4 separate regions of the Homo sapiens genome follow, and all the other regions are linked to region 4. Evidence: chromatin contacts called from ENCODE Hi-C data. All regions are on one chromosome and are shown on one strand. Each heading gives the region's core, a stretch centred on a gene start or an enhancer-like site at or near the end of the contact. The rest is flanking DNA. Distances are from core to core; before and after follow the strand shown.

Region 1 (3,385 bases), core at 195-2,694, 3.4 Mb before region 4:
AAAATGCAGTAAAAGATAGCATAGTTCAGAGGATGAACATGACACAGTACTCAAACTTCCAAATAGTTATGGTCCAAGCAAATAAAAATGAGGAAGCACTCTTTAAATCCCGGAGAATCATCAACATTTTTGCCTTGTAGCTGTTATGAAGTCCCTCCCCATTTTATTTTCTGAAATATTCAATTTTTCCTCAAGATTTCAATTTTTTAAAAAACCACCCTGGATAAATTTTAAAGAAATTATGCTCAGCTCCCAAAGTATTAATTTCCATATATATTTAATGCCTGTATATTTCATACTTGGGCATACAAAATCCCTTGGAGGTAAATTATCTCAGAACTGAAAAGCTTTAGAAACCATCTACTCCAAACCCTTCATTTTAGAGATGAAGAAATCAAGGCGCAGAAATGAGAAAAAGCAACCTGACCAAGGTCACAGGGCCAGTAAGAAGCAAAACCGGGACCAGCGTCTAAGAGCCCTGACTCAATCCATTTCTTTTTCTACTTTCCATAGCTGCCTCTCATCCTGAACCTCTAATCGAGTGATATATAAGGAAGGATTCGATAGGAAGAATGGATGGATGAATACGTGGGTGAATGAACATTCTATTATTATTCACAAAATATATCATGTTTCTGTTTTGAAGAATGCAAGCCTAGTTCTTGTCACATGTCACAGCAATTGCTGTTTCCCACAAAGTATCAATCTTGTCAGCAAAAAACCCTCTGGTACATCCTGCAGTTTAGAGACTGTTCACTTGCCAGCATACATACAAGAAAGGAGACTCACCCCTACTCCAATCGCTCTGGCTCCCAAACCCCTAACTTCCCTCTCCTATACTCACTCTTTACCTGGCATTGGTGCATCATATTTACATTCTCCTCACTTCCTTCACACGTATCCACCCATGGTTTCCCCATTTAGACCAGGTGTCCTTTCCTAAGTGTACGCCTCAGTCAATCAGTCAACCCTCCCCCACTCCACAGGCCCCTCGATCACTTCTCATTCCTCTGTTGCCAAATCTCAGGCATTTCAAGTCCCAAGACCCCCTCTCGCTTACACAGTGATGTGGCCGGCACCCCGCACTAATACAGGGTCGGGAGCATATCTCCGCAGATGCTCCTCGCTCACTACCCGAGGCGGGGGCGGCGCTTCCTCCTCCTCTTCCTCCTCCTCCTCTTCTTCCTCCTCCTCCTCTTCCTCCTCTTCCTCCTCATCCTCCTCGTCATCGTCGGGCCCAGATACCGACGACGACGACGACGGCGACGACGACGACGTTGCCGCTTCTTCTTCCTCCTCCTCCTCCAGTTCCGAGATGGTGTCGAACTCCGCCATGTTGGGCAGCAGGATGCTCATCACGTGACCTCGCGATCGCCGCCACGCTCCCGGAGAAGAGTTTGAACCTGCCGAGGTGCTGCAAGAGGAGGGGGAACGAAATGAAGAGAAAGAGGAGGGGTGTAGGGACAGGATTTGAGGAGACGCGCCTGCGTGTTGGGCAGACGGGGGGGTGGGGGGGCGGCTGCTGGAGGCGGGGGCACTAGAGAGGAGCAAAGTCAGTGTACGCTTGCGCAGCTCCAAGGGGAGGGGGCCGCTAGAGGTGAACTCCAAGGAGTTATCCAGGTCCGGTCTGCGGGTGCTCGCCTTAATACTGCTCTCTGAGCGTCAGCTACTTGTATTCGGGGTATCTTCTGATTTTATTGCTTATTAATTAATGCTGGGCATTATTAACCCAACTGCAGGCGGGTGAGAGAAAGCATATTGTATAAAAGTAAGGTTAGAACTTTGTCCAAAATATCTCAAGGTATATACCAATCCCTTACGTTTGTTCAGCATTACAGTTTAAAAGCCTTGCGTCATAACTTTGCCACAATCTTGGGAGGCAGGGTAAGCACTTTTATTAGCATTTTACTTAAGAGGAAACTTTTTACTACTTCTCCTATGTAATACTTAACGGAGGACTTATTAACTCAGGGACTGTGCTAAGTGCTCTGTATGTATATCTCATTTAATCCTCTGCAACCCTATGAGGTATGTATCATGATGATTTTATATTACAGATGGGAAATCTAGGTGCAGAGAAAATAAGTAATTTGTCCAGTGTCAGGGAGCTACTAAATGGGAGACCTGGTTTTAAATTTGGTGGTCTCTTCTGATTCCAGAAGCCCAGTACTCTTAACCAAAGGGCTGTACTGCCTGAAGTTGTTTGGAAAGATTTTGTAGAATGGTGCCTCTTGGGCTCTTCCTTAAAAGATGAATCAGAATATGCATGTTTGAATTTTGGAGTGTTTTTTGGGGGAGGGGGCGGATGGAGGGGGTGAAAGGAGCATTCCAACCTAAGGAAACCTTAATTAACATCATCCATTTTCCAGACACTGAGCTAGACCCTCACATACAATATTTCAGTTAACCCTTAATCCTGAGAGGTAAGTATCATTATATCTATTTTATTACATGACAAAAGTGGGTCTCAGAAGTTTAAGTAATTTATTCAAGTCTATGGTGACCTTTTGTTCAAAATTTTCCATTTTAAATGGTCTATCCTATCTTCTTTACACTCACTAAAATGTTGTGGGGATCACATATTTTGCGTATCTAAATAGTGTGCCAAACTGTTTCATACTTGGCAGCAGCACAAAAATCCATATCATTAAGACAGTAAAGTCACACAGCTGCTAAGTAACAGAACAAACACTGTAATCCAGGCATTCTAATACCAGCTTCACTGCTCTTTCTGCTACTCTACGGCTGCATCCCAATCAGATGGTGTGTCTCTGGGGAAACAGACATAGTCAAACTTTAATTTAGGATGAGCACGACATTATCAGTATAAACAAAGCATTTAATGTGTGTGAAGTAGGAAGAAATTAGTTCTGTAAGAGAAATGAATCAAACCATTATCATCAAGGAGTATGTGTTATTAAAATGAAAAGCCCATTTTTATTCAAAAGTTGGTTTATTTAGGGAACTTTAAAAATAAGTCGGAGATCGAGACCATCCTGGCTAACAAGGTGAAACCCCGTCTCTACTAAAAATACAAAAAAAATTAGCCGGGCGCGGTGGCGGGCGCCTGTAGTCCCAGCTACTCGGGAGGCTGAGGCAGGAGAATGGCGTGAACCCGGGAAGCGGAGCTTGCAGTGAGCCGAGATTGCGCCACTGCAGTCCGCAGTCCCGCCTGGGCGACAGAGCGAGACTCCGTCTCAAAAAAAAAAAAAAAAAAGTCATAACATTATCAATAAGCAACAAATTATAACTTTTTGTAGTTTAGATAACTGTATCTACTAGCCAGGAATTATAGAAGATAGAACCTTAAAATATTTTGTATAGCCTTCTGGCAAGACATATATATCTTTGCTTTTTTGGGGTGTTAATAAATGTGTCAGAGTTA
Region 2 (3,508 bases), core at 567-3,066, 4.6 Mb after region 4:
CTCCTCTGACTGGCCTGTATCTTGAGGAGTCATAGAAACCACTCCCCAGACTTCTTTGCCAGCACACTGTCATGATCCTGAAGGAAAAAGGGTATCTGGTTTCAGGCAGACACCTGGCCAACTGGTTGGCATGGCTACTTGGGACAGAGTAACTGTCAGTCAAGAACCATAGGCAGGCCGGGCACGGTGGCTCATGCCTGTAATCCTAGCACTTTGGGAGGCCTGGGCTGGTGGATCACTTGAGGTCAGGAGTTCCAGACCAGCCTGGCCAACATGGTGAAACCCTGTCTCTACTAACAATACAAAAATTAGCCAAGCATAGTGGCAGGCGCCTGTAATCCCAGCTACTTGGAAGGCTGAGGCAAGAGAATCACTTGAACCCTGGAGGTAGAGGTTGCAGTGAGCCGAGAATTGTGCCACTGCACTCCAGCCTGGGCGACTGGGCCAGACGCCATGTCAAAAAAAAAAAGAAAAAGAAAAAAAGAAAAATAAAATAACTATAGGCAGACTATATCTTAGGAAAAGTTGGCTGGAGAAAGAAGCACATATAGAGGATGAATTGGGATTTGTTGCTGTGAAGCGTAAAAGTGCCACTCACAGCAATGCTGTTAAGATCGTTAGCAACAGTTCTCTCTCTCTCTCTCTCAAGTGTTACATTGGAAAATAACTTCTGCAAGAAGGATTGGGACATAGTCCTAAACATATTTCAGTCAACTCGTAAAATCGGAGGAACTTCATAATACCGCTTTTCTCCCAGAACTCCAAAATACCAAGGAATTTTGCAGAAAAACTAAGTATACCTTGGTGGATGTTGAAACCAACATAGCAGTGGAATGTTGGCAGAGTAAAATTCTACAATTTTCTGCTATGACAGAGAACCTAGAGACCAGTCTACAACTCTCACTGTACAGATGGGAAAACTGAGACTAGTCTAAGTCCACATAGTTAGTGGCAAAATTTAGAGTAAAACTCAGGTCTCTAGGCTGGTATTTATTTATTTATTTATGTATGTATTTATTTAATTTACTTTTGAGACAGAGTCTCGATCTGTCACCCAGGGTGGAGTGCACTGGTGCGATCTTGGCTTGTTGCAGCCTCCGCCTCCCGGATTCAAGCGATTCTTGTGCCTCAGCCTCCTGAGTAACTGGGATTACAGGCATGTGCAACCATGCTTAGCTAATTTTTGTATTTTTACTAGAGACCGGGTTTCACCATTTTGGCCAGGCTGGTCTGGAACTCCTGACCTCAAGTGATCCGCCCGCCTGGGCCTCCCAATGTGCTGGGATTACAGGCGTGAGCCACCACGCCTGGCCAGGCTGGTACTAATTTAAAAGGCAGGGCCCCTGGTTACCTGCCACAAAAGCAGATTTTTTCAACCCAACTGTAACTGTTTCGATATGAGATATTTCCTCTGTAGCCCTGCTTCAGTGTCCAGTGTTTTACTAGGTTAGGTCCTGATTCACGGCAATAAAAATATACTTAAAATCGCATTTTCAGTTCACTGGATGACTACAATCAAGCTGCCACCCGCCGAGGGGAGCAAAATAAAATTCCTCTTGCAGTGAAGACATACCGCTTCCGGTCTGGTACAGAAGCCGGTTAGCAACCAGGAAATTGGCGGAACCTAGAGGCTGAACTCTTGCCCCTGGAGGGTTTGCTTTGTGAAAAGAACACTTCCGGCCGGTGAGTTTTTAACCCCGCATGTCATTAGGTCGGCGCCCAATTCTGACGTTCCGATTGGCCATGCTGACGCTGGAAGGCGGGCTTGCGTATGGGGTCACGCTCTCCTATTGGCTGCTGGTGCGGTGGCGGTTCGGAGTGAGGGTAGCACGCTGAGCTGAAGGCTGTGCGGAGCGGCGCGGCACAGAGCCTGTTGTTGAGCTCAGTATGTCGTGGGAATCCGGGGCCGGGCCAGGTCTAGGTTCCCAGGGGATGGATCTCGTGTGGAGTGCGTGGTACGGAAAGTGCGTTAAAGGGAAAGGGTCGTTGCCACTCTCGGCCCACGGCATCGTGGTCGCCTGGCTCAGCAGGGCCGAGTGGGACCAGGTGACGGTTTATCTGTTCTGTGACGACCATAAGTTGCAGCGGTACGCGCTTAACCGCATCACGGTGTGGAGGAGCAGGTAAGGTGGCGGGTTCGGCCCTTTTGCCTGCGTGCTGGTGGCGCTGCACCTCTTCCTTTGTCGAGTTTCTATAAGGCCCTGTTCTCCAGTCTTCCCCTAAGTCGCCTAAAGTTGTCCCTCTCCCAAATGCCTGGGGGAACGCGGCAGCCATCTCTTGCGCTAATCCCGTTAGCGGAATGGAAAGTAAGGGGTTGTGCCTCAACAATTCTCTTGTTATATCTGTGAGGTTTACCCATTACCTCCAAAAAGTGACTTTCTCCCAACTTGGAGAGGATGCCGGAGGGACTAGTGAGGCCTGAGCCAGGGCTTAAGGAGTAGATTAGTACCCTAGGGTAGATTTCCGATTCCAATGGGGAGGAAGTCTTGCCTGCAAGACAGTGTTTGAGTGGGGCGCCTCAGTCCAGTTGGTAAGATTGAGTTGGGAGCCGACTTACAAGGGATAAGGGGCTCCTCTAGCTCAATGAGTTGATTTGGGGGTGAAAGAAAGGGGTGTGTCCACACAACTGTTGATGGACAGTCTACCAGTTAGGTGTCCTGTATACGGCCTAGTCAGCTCCTCATGCCCTGTATACTGTTGGATCCCACAGACATTACCGTGTCTCCTCCCACCTTCTTGTTTTGTGTCTGTTCATGCTCTCTTGAACCAGAATATGATGGGTGTAGCCTGCAACAACCTAGGTTCTGAGGTGGAGGGTGGACCAGTGTAAGGGCTCTTTATGATGGTGCTGGACTGTGACCCTTTAGGTCAGGCAACGAACTCCCTCTGGCAGTGGCTTCTACTGCTGACCTGATACGCTGTAAGCTCTTGGATGTAACTGGTGGCTTGGGCACTGATGAACTTAGACTGCTCTATGGCATGGCATTGGTCAGGTAAGACCTGCATGGGGTAGGGGTGGAGGTTGGCTTTGGGGACTGGAGGCAGGGGAGGCATGTGATAAGCAAAACTTGGCTTCAGGTGTTACCTGAAGCAAAACCCTGCGTGTACCTCACTGTGGATCAGCCTGTGATTATTGCTTGACTTATCAGCTTTTGGTACCCTCGTCAACGCATTCCTCTTTTTCTTCCTTTTTCCTGAAAGCCTTCTCTTCCATTTTTCTTTCTATCTTGGAATGTGGAGGAAGGGATTCAGACCAGGTGATCTCTGTGGGTCTCTTGGTGGTCTGATATTTTTTCTTACCTTTGAATTCCTCACCCAGAGGAACTTGTCTGAATGGCTCAGGGTCCTCGCCTGTGATTTAATGTGGACTTTCCAACCCTGTCCCTGTCTATTCCTAGCACTACCCTTTTCCCCTTCTCTCCCTCATGAACACTGAAAGATTGCTGAGTTATGGAAGTGGAGACATGGGCTGGGAATTCCTGACTTACAAAGTGACTCATAATGGTTC
Region 3 (3,266 bases), core at 712-3,211, 3.8 Mb before region 4:
AGGTGTGCCTGTAATCTCGGCTACTCTGGATGCTGAGGCATGAGAATCGCTTGAACCCAGGAGGCGGAAGTTACAGTGAACCGAGATCGAGCCACTACACTCCTGCCTGGGTGACAGAGCAAGACTCCATGTCTGTCTGTCTCTCTCCCTCTCTCTCTCTCTATATATATATAAAATAAATTAAAATTAAATTAAAATTAGCCGGGCACAGTGGCAGGCGCCTGCAATCCCAGCTACTCGGGAGGCTGAGGCAGGAGAATCGCTTGAACTGGGGTGGTGAAGGTTGCAGTGAGCCAAGATTGCGCCACTACGCTCTAGCCGGGGCAACAAGCAAGACTTCATCTCAAAAAAAAAAAAAAAAAAAAAGTCAGATAGACACTTGCTTTCTTCTTTCATTGACTTTTTTTAAAAATTCATCTTCAATATTTACAAAAAATAATCCATGCTAGAAGTTGCTATGTCACAGAAGTTTAAGAAATGCATGGTAAAAATCACTAAGTTTAAAATAATGGTTACCTCTGGGGATGAGAGAAGAGAGAGATGCAATCAGGGATGGGTACACAGAGAACTTCAACTGTCACGTTAATGTTTGATTTTTTTTTTACGTTGGGTGGTGAGAAGAGAGGTTCATTGTATTATTCCTTGTATATCTGTATATGTCTTAAGTATTTCATAATATATTTAACGTCTCCTCCAAAAGATAAAGAAGTTAATCTTGCATTCCTTCATCACCCCATCAAAAAAAAAAAAGGACTCATACTAGACTATTCTGCAACTTACTTTTCTCACATAACCATCCATCATAAGATTCTCTAGGTCAAAAGTCAAAATATTTCATAATATTTATGTACCAAAATTTACTCAAACATTCTCCTATTGATGGATACACAGGTTGTTTCCAGTTGTCACAAGAACAAAATAGTACAAAAGTATCCTTGTTCATGCGTCATTATATACTGGTACTTTTATTTCTGTAGGATAGATTCTTAAAAGTCAGACTTTTGAATTCCAGTTTTTGTTCAAGTGATATCTGTATTTTTTATTTCCCTAAATATTGCCAGATTCTTTTCTAAAAGGTTGCAGCAATTCATACTCCGCGGTAATGCATGAAATTTACTTTAATCACATAAGCATTTAACAACATATTAGATGTCACTCTTAACTGTCTTCCCCATATATATAGTAAACATGCTATGCTTAACATAAACTTAATTTCGCCAACAGATTTGAAAACAGGAAATCTAGCTCTTTTCTTAGTGAGTAATCAACCTGGCAATGTAAGTCCCCCAAAGATTACACACACACACACACACCTCTGAGATGCTTCAAGAACAAATGTTAAGTTTTTGCCCAAAACTCCACATTTGGGGTATAGTGGGCACAGAAAAAAATTGTTTAATCTAGTGCATAATGAATACGTTACAAACAAATTAATTAAAACTAATAAGTCTGGACATGAAAGGCAGAACAAAAAAAAAATAAAGTTAGGCCCAAGAGGTTAGGCTGTTCCTAGGAAAGCTCTGAGGAGATGGAATCCATTTTGGCGCGACATGGTGTCAATAAAAACCCATTTAAATAAGGAAAAAGGAAAGAACGACCCATATATCCCTCCTAGGAGCTACCTTCTGCAACTTCCAAGCTTCGTCAGTAGAAGTTAGGCGATCAGCGAGAAAGAAATTATTCTCCGATATTTTGAAGAGACTGGAGAGAGAAAAATGGAATACAGGCCGGTTACTCCCCCGACTCAGGCCACGCGATCCCAAAGTGTGTAGCCTCGCTAACGGCCACTTCTCTAGCCAACGTGAGGCTCATCACTCACCACAATACTATTAACTGGCGAGTTTCTGGACTTTTGTTAGTGGACTCATACTTCGGACGCCTTGCAACCCCCGTAAGGACGCAGTGATTGCACTCCGTGCAAACGCCGCCATCTTAAGTCTTCCACTAGCCCTAGGGCATAGGCGGATGAAAGCCGGGGGTGGGCGTCACAGCCAAACAGGCCCGGCGCCCAGCCGTCGTGCACTACCTAAATGCCTCCGCCGGCAACATGCACCAGCCGTTGCCGTGCCCCAGCCGTTGCCGTGCCGCAGCCGTTGCCGTGCCGCAGCCGTTGCCGTGGACCCTCCCCCAGTTTCCTGACCTGTTGCACTTCCTCTCACAGCCTTTATCTCTTTTGAAATTCCCTTTTCCTTTTTCTTTCTCTTCATTTCTTTTTTCCTTTCCCAACCCAAATTTCTTTTAGCTTTGCCTCGACTCCTTTCTTTCTTCCCTATTTCCAGATCTCTCACTCTCATTAACTTTACCTCACAAGTATGATAGACAAAGCTGCCATTCACTTCTGTTATCTCACTAAGTCATTGCAACATCAGGTAAGCTGAGGACTGATTTTTTCCTGTTTTATAGATGACGAAATTAAGGCCCAAAGAGGTGACCCAATTTTCCAAAAGTGCTAGAATGAGCTAGAACCTACTTCTTTTCACTTTACTAAGCCCCGTGTTCCGATAGATGAGGGTGTATGTACTTCAACCAACTAATGGGAAAACAGAAACCAGAGGGTTTTGGCCTAGTCATACAGTGAGTCCGTCAATGGCAAAACTGGATTCAGAACAAGGTGCTTCCTTTAATTCTGTAAACAAAAGAGTCTTCATAAAAGAGTTGGTAGCCAGGTGTGGTGGCGCTTGCCTGTAATCTCAGTGTAATCCCAGCTACTTGGGAGGCTGAGGTGGGAGAATCGCTTGAACCCGGGAGGCGGAGGTTGCAGTGAGCTGAGATCGTGCTGCTGCATTCCAGCCTGGGCGACCGTGCCAGACTCCGTCTCAAAAAAAAAAAAAAAAAAAAAGAGTTGAGATGCTGCTCTTGAGCCTAAAAGTCCTTCCATCTTCCCTCTTCTTTTATTTATTTTTGTTTTATTTTTTTGAGACGGAGTCTTGCTCTGTCGCCCAGGCTGGAGTGCAGTGGCGCGATCTTGGCTCGGTGCTACCTCCGCCTCCTGGGTTCAAGCGATTCTCCAGCCTCAGCCTCCTAAGTAGCTGGGATTACAGGCATCTGCCACCATGTCCAGCTAATTTTTACTAGAGACGGGGGTCTCACCATCATGGCCAGGCTGGTCTTGCACTCCTGACCTCAAGTGATCCACCCGCCTCAGCCTCCCAAAGTGCTGGTATTATAGGCGTGAGCCACCGCACCCAGCCTCCCTCTTCTTTTAGATTCAGCTCTTTTAGATTCAGTCCTGACACTTCTAAGAGGCCTCTATATTTATCAAAACC
Region 4 (3,276 bases), core at 224-2,723:
GAAAGTGACACATACCATTCTGGCCCCCCACCACCCGCCAAGAAAGCATGCCCCTGAAAAGCACCGCCATTGGGCAGGCCTCATATTATAGCTATTGACCCACCTCTGTATTTTAGCCTGTCTTTGAGATGCCATAGCAACGAGACTAGGATAAGCCATGGAGGAATTGGCAGTGTGATTTTCAGCAGAGTTGTTCATGGTTTTGGGCAGCTCAAACTCTGCCACATGATAGCAATGGCACTGAGTTAAGTAGTTTATAAAGTGTTCTCGAGCCCGCTGCAAATGATCTAGACGCTTGCTGGGGTTGACTTGTTTCATGGTGAGGGCTCCTTGAAACGCTGGCACCAAAAGGTACTTCAGGTCGGTGGAAGCAATCTCTTCCAAATCTTCATTTCGGCTGGAAGAGCAAAAAGGAGGCAGTGAAGCCTGACTAGGCATTCAAATTGTGGCCCTTGCTTTCTGGGGGACGGAGTGGGAGGCTGGGCTGGGAGTGGACCAGAGGGAGGAGGCACGGGGAACAGCGGCCAGTTTCACTCAATGAAAGTGGCTGAGGGCTCACACCCAATGCCTATGCAATCAGCAGACGCTAGGAAGCAGAGTCGTAAGATATCAACCATCTGGGAAGAGAGGTGGGGAATGTAAACAATGTACACAAGATCGCAGTGGTAAGTAGGAACGAAACGTTCTCACCACTAAAGGTCCCCTCCACTCAGGCGCAATGGCTCCACCCTTGGTAACCATTATTACCTTCGTTCTCAGCCATTATTACTATCTTCCCCCATACCTGAACAAGTCGAGCTGCGATAACATTTCGGCAGCCTTCTCAAGGAGGTCCAAGCCCTTGAACACCTTCTCCTGGACTATCCGGGAACCGGCGGGTTCAGTCGCCACTTCTACTTCGTCCAGTAACTGTCTACCAGTTTCGAACAGCTCGGGGAGCCGCGGCAGCTGTAACTCGTCCTCAGCAGCCATCTTGGGGAGAGAGGAACCCGGAAGATCTCTTTTCCGGGGTCAAAGGCAACCTTGATAAAGAAGAATTAGGCGAGCGCGGACAAAACCGGAAGAAGCACCTCATTGGTCCAGTAGCTTCACTGTTAACAAAGCATCAAAGGACTTCCGGGAGCCGCTGTTAGCCGGCCCTGGCAACCGTTTCCATAGACTCATTTTACCAGGCAGCCCGTTACAAGTCGTAGGCATCTGTTAAAAGCAAACAAACAAGCAAAACCCTAGGCGCTGTTTTACCATGAGCTCCTCGTCGCCGACACGGGGCTGAGAAGTTCTGTGGGCTCTGAAGCCCGGGTGAGGCGAGGCTGAATTCGGAGCGCGAGGAGTGCGGACGAGCGAGTGCGTTTTAGGAGCCAGTCTGGCGCGCCCCTTACCTCGCGAGTAGCTCCCTAGGTTGAGGAGTCCAGGGACTCTAGCCGCCGCACCACTCCCACGGTTTGAAGATCCGGTCGCTTGAGCGCGAAGTGCAAGTAGCGCCCCCCTGCGGTTTCCGTCCACCCACCAGATGGAGCTCCGGGTTCCTCCCAGCCAATCCTCTCCCGTCCTCTTCCCCCTTCACCCCACACACGCCTACGACCCGTAGGCCGGCGTCCGGTGGAGCCCCCCTCAGCAAGATTGGCAACCTGCAACTCCGGTCACCGCACAGCCGGCTTCCCTTCGTGCACTTAGTTCCTACATCAAATGTTATTTCTGTGCAACCTTCCTTGTCTCTCTACCGCCTTCCACCCTGTGCCCTTCAGCCGCCAAGTCTGGGTTTCTCCTATGCATCTCTATCATGGCACCTACCACGCTGTATAATTGCTAGTGACTTACAAATCTCTCTTATCAGAATGAATTTGACTCATCTTTGCACCACTCTGGCTAGCCTGAGTACTCAGTATCAGTCATTATCTGAATAAAAAAAAAAAGTGATCAGTTTGGAAAGCAGCCAACTTATGCAGAACAGCATTGTTCAGTAGGTAGTTACTAGCTACATGTGGTTACTAAGCACTTGAAAGTGGCTATTTTGAATCGAGATGTGCTGCAAGTGTAAAAAACACCCCAGATTTCAAAGACATTTAAAAAAAAAAGAATGAAAAATGTAAATACTTTTTACATGGACTACATGTTGAAATGATAGTCTTTTGGATATGTTGGATTAAATATATTATTAGAATTAATTGTACTTCTTTCTTTTCACTTTGTAAATGTGCCTGCCAGATAATTTAAAACTATATTTGTAGCTCCCATTATATTTCTACTGGACAGAACTGATGGAAAACATAATTTCAGGACTTCAAAGAAGGGACGTCATTGTTTTGAACAAAGCAATATAAATACATACTGATTACCTTAGGACGCAGCCTGAATTGTCCTAGGAGATTTAAGTAGCAGGCACACTGTCTACCCCTGAAAATAAACTTTTAAACTAGTATTTTAAACTACATATCGTTGAGAAGAAAAAAAGCTTCATTAAAAAACAACTAGAGGGCAATATAGGACAGTATAAAATAGGTGATATGTTGTATTGCACAGGCTGTTGGAAAAGCAAGAAAGGGCAAGTCATCCCATGCTAGGAGTAGTTCAGAAGGCTTCTTAGACATGACATGCGGTCACATAGAAGAATGTCAAAGTTTAAAGGGAACCCCCAAAATCGGAGGAAAAACTTGAGACCAGAAAGGTTAAGGGACTTGTCCAGCCAGTTTGTGACAAAGTCAGTGACTTCTGCGTTCAATTGTTTCTACTCCATTAACCTTCAGTTGGGTAGGATTTAGAAAGATGAAGACCTTTAATGTGGGACAGATTGAAGCCCCAAACTAGAACAGTGCTTCCTAAGAGGGAGAGGAGGCTGTGGCACACATGTAGGTTGAAAAAGCTTCCCAGGTGATTCTAATAAACCTTCCCTTGCAACCCCTGCTTTATAAACTAAGAAGGAAGTGAGGCTTTGGCGAATTACCTATTTGGTTTATCTGGCACCTCTAGTAAACTGACCTTTCAGGGTCAGGCTTGGCAGGGAATATAAAGAAAAAGATAGTACTTGTGGAGGAGACTTAGAAATGTAGTAATTGTGAGAGTAAAGATAATTTGCTTCTCTGCATTTGCTTGGATTAAAACATGTCTTTACTGTTACTTAAGAGGAAAAAAATGTGCACAGTCTTAATTTGGTCTTAAACTTTGTAAGTCATTTTTTATGGCTTTCAAAATTAGTCTTTTTTTTTTTTTTTTTTTGAGACAGGGTCTCACTCTGCCACCCAGGCTGGAGTGCTGGAATGCATTGGCACGATCTTAGCT

What was found. Hi-C counts contacts between places; a loop is a spot of excess contacts on that map. Pooled maps may share reads with other maps.
Region 1: a loop to region 4 is called in a map of naive thymus-derived CD4-positive, alpha-beta T cell, with 32 times the contacts of the local background. The contact joins the promoter of CHIC1 here to the promoter of IGBP1 in region 4. A Hi-C loop is called at or near these places in 1 of 168 maps with a recorded cell type or tissue (naive thymus-derived CD4-positive, alpha-beta T cell), 1 of 37 single-sample maps with no recorded cell type and 7 of 50 pooled maps.
Region 2: a map of CD8-positive, alpha-beta T cell shows a loop between it and region 4 (13-fold over the local background). The contact joins the promoter of LAS1L here to the promoter of IGBP1 in region 4. A Hi-C loop is called at or near these places in 2 of 168 maps with a recorded cell type or tissue (CD4-positive, alpha-beta T cell and CD8-positive, alpha-beta T cell) and 9 of 50 pooled maps.
Region 3: a map of B cell shows a loop between it and region 4 (20-fold over the local background). The contact joins the promoter of JPX here to the promoter of IGBP1 in region 4. A Hi-C loop is called at or near these places in 3 of 168 maps with a recorded cell type or tissue (B cell, CD4-positive, alpha-beta T cell and naive thymus-derived CD4-positive, alpha-beta T cell), 1 of 37 single-sample maps with no recorded cell type and 9 of 50 pooled maps.

Annotation. Positions count from the first base shown.
Region 1 is chrX:73,561,256-73,564,640 of GRCh38, reverse strand. It overlaps CHIC1 (cysteine rich hydrophobic domain 1), which reads right to left and starts at 1,444. Exons shown (of 6, transcript NM_001039840.4): 1 at 1,061-1,444. The coding sequence starts at 1,356. It also overlaps the pseudogene MAP2K4P1. RefSeq lists a silencer at 1,465-1,524.
Region 2 is chrX:65,533,095-65,536,602 of GRCh38, reverse strand. It overlaps LAS1L (LAS1 like ribosome biogenesis factor), which reads left to right and starts at 1,816. Exons shown (of 14, transcript NM_031206.7): 1 at 1,816-2,123; 2 at 2,868-2,993. The coding sequence starts at 1,888. RefSeq lists an enhancer at 1,542-1,721.
Region 3 is chrX:73,943,019-73,946,284 of GRCh38, reverse strand. JPX (JPX transcript, XIST activator) reads right to left here and starts at 1,961. Exons shown (of 5, transcript NR_024582.1): 1 at 1,820-1,961; 2 at 1,623-1,701. RefSeq lists an enhancer at 1,837-1,936.
Region 4 is chrX:70,131,644-70,134,919 of GRCh38, reverse strand. IGBP1 (immunoglobulin binding protein 1) reads right to left here and starts at 1,473. Exons shown (of 7, transcript NM_001551.3): 1 at 1,380-1,473; 2 at 785-1,197; 3 at 104-397. The coding sequence starts at 972. RefSeq lists an enhancer at 595-1,054.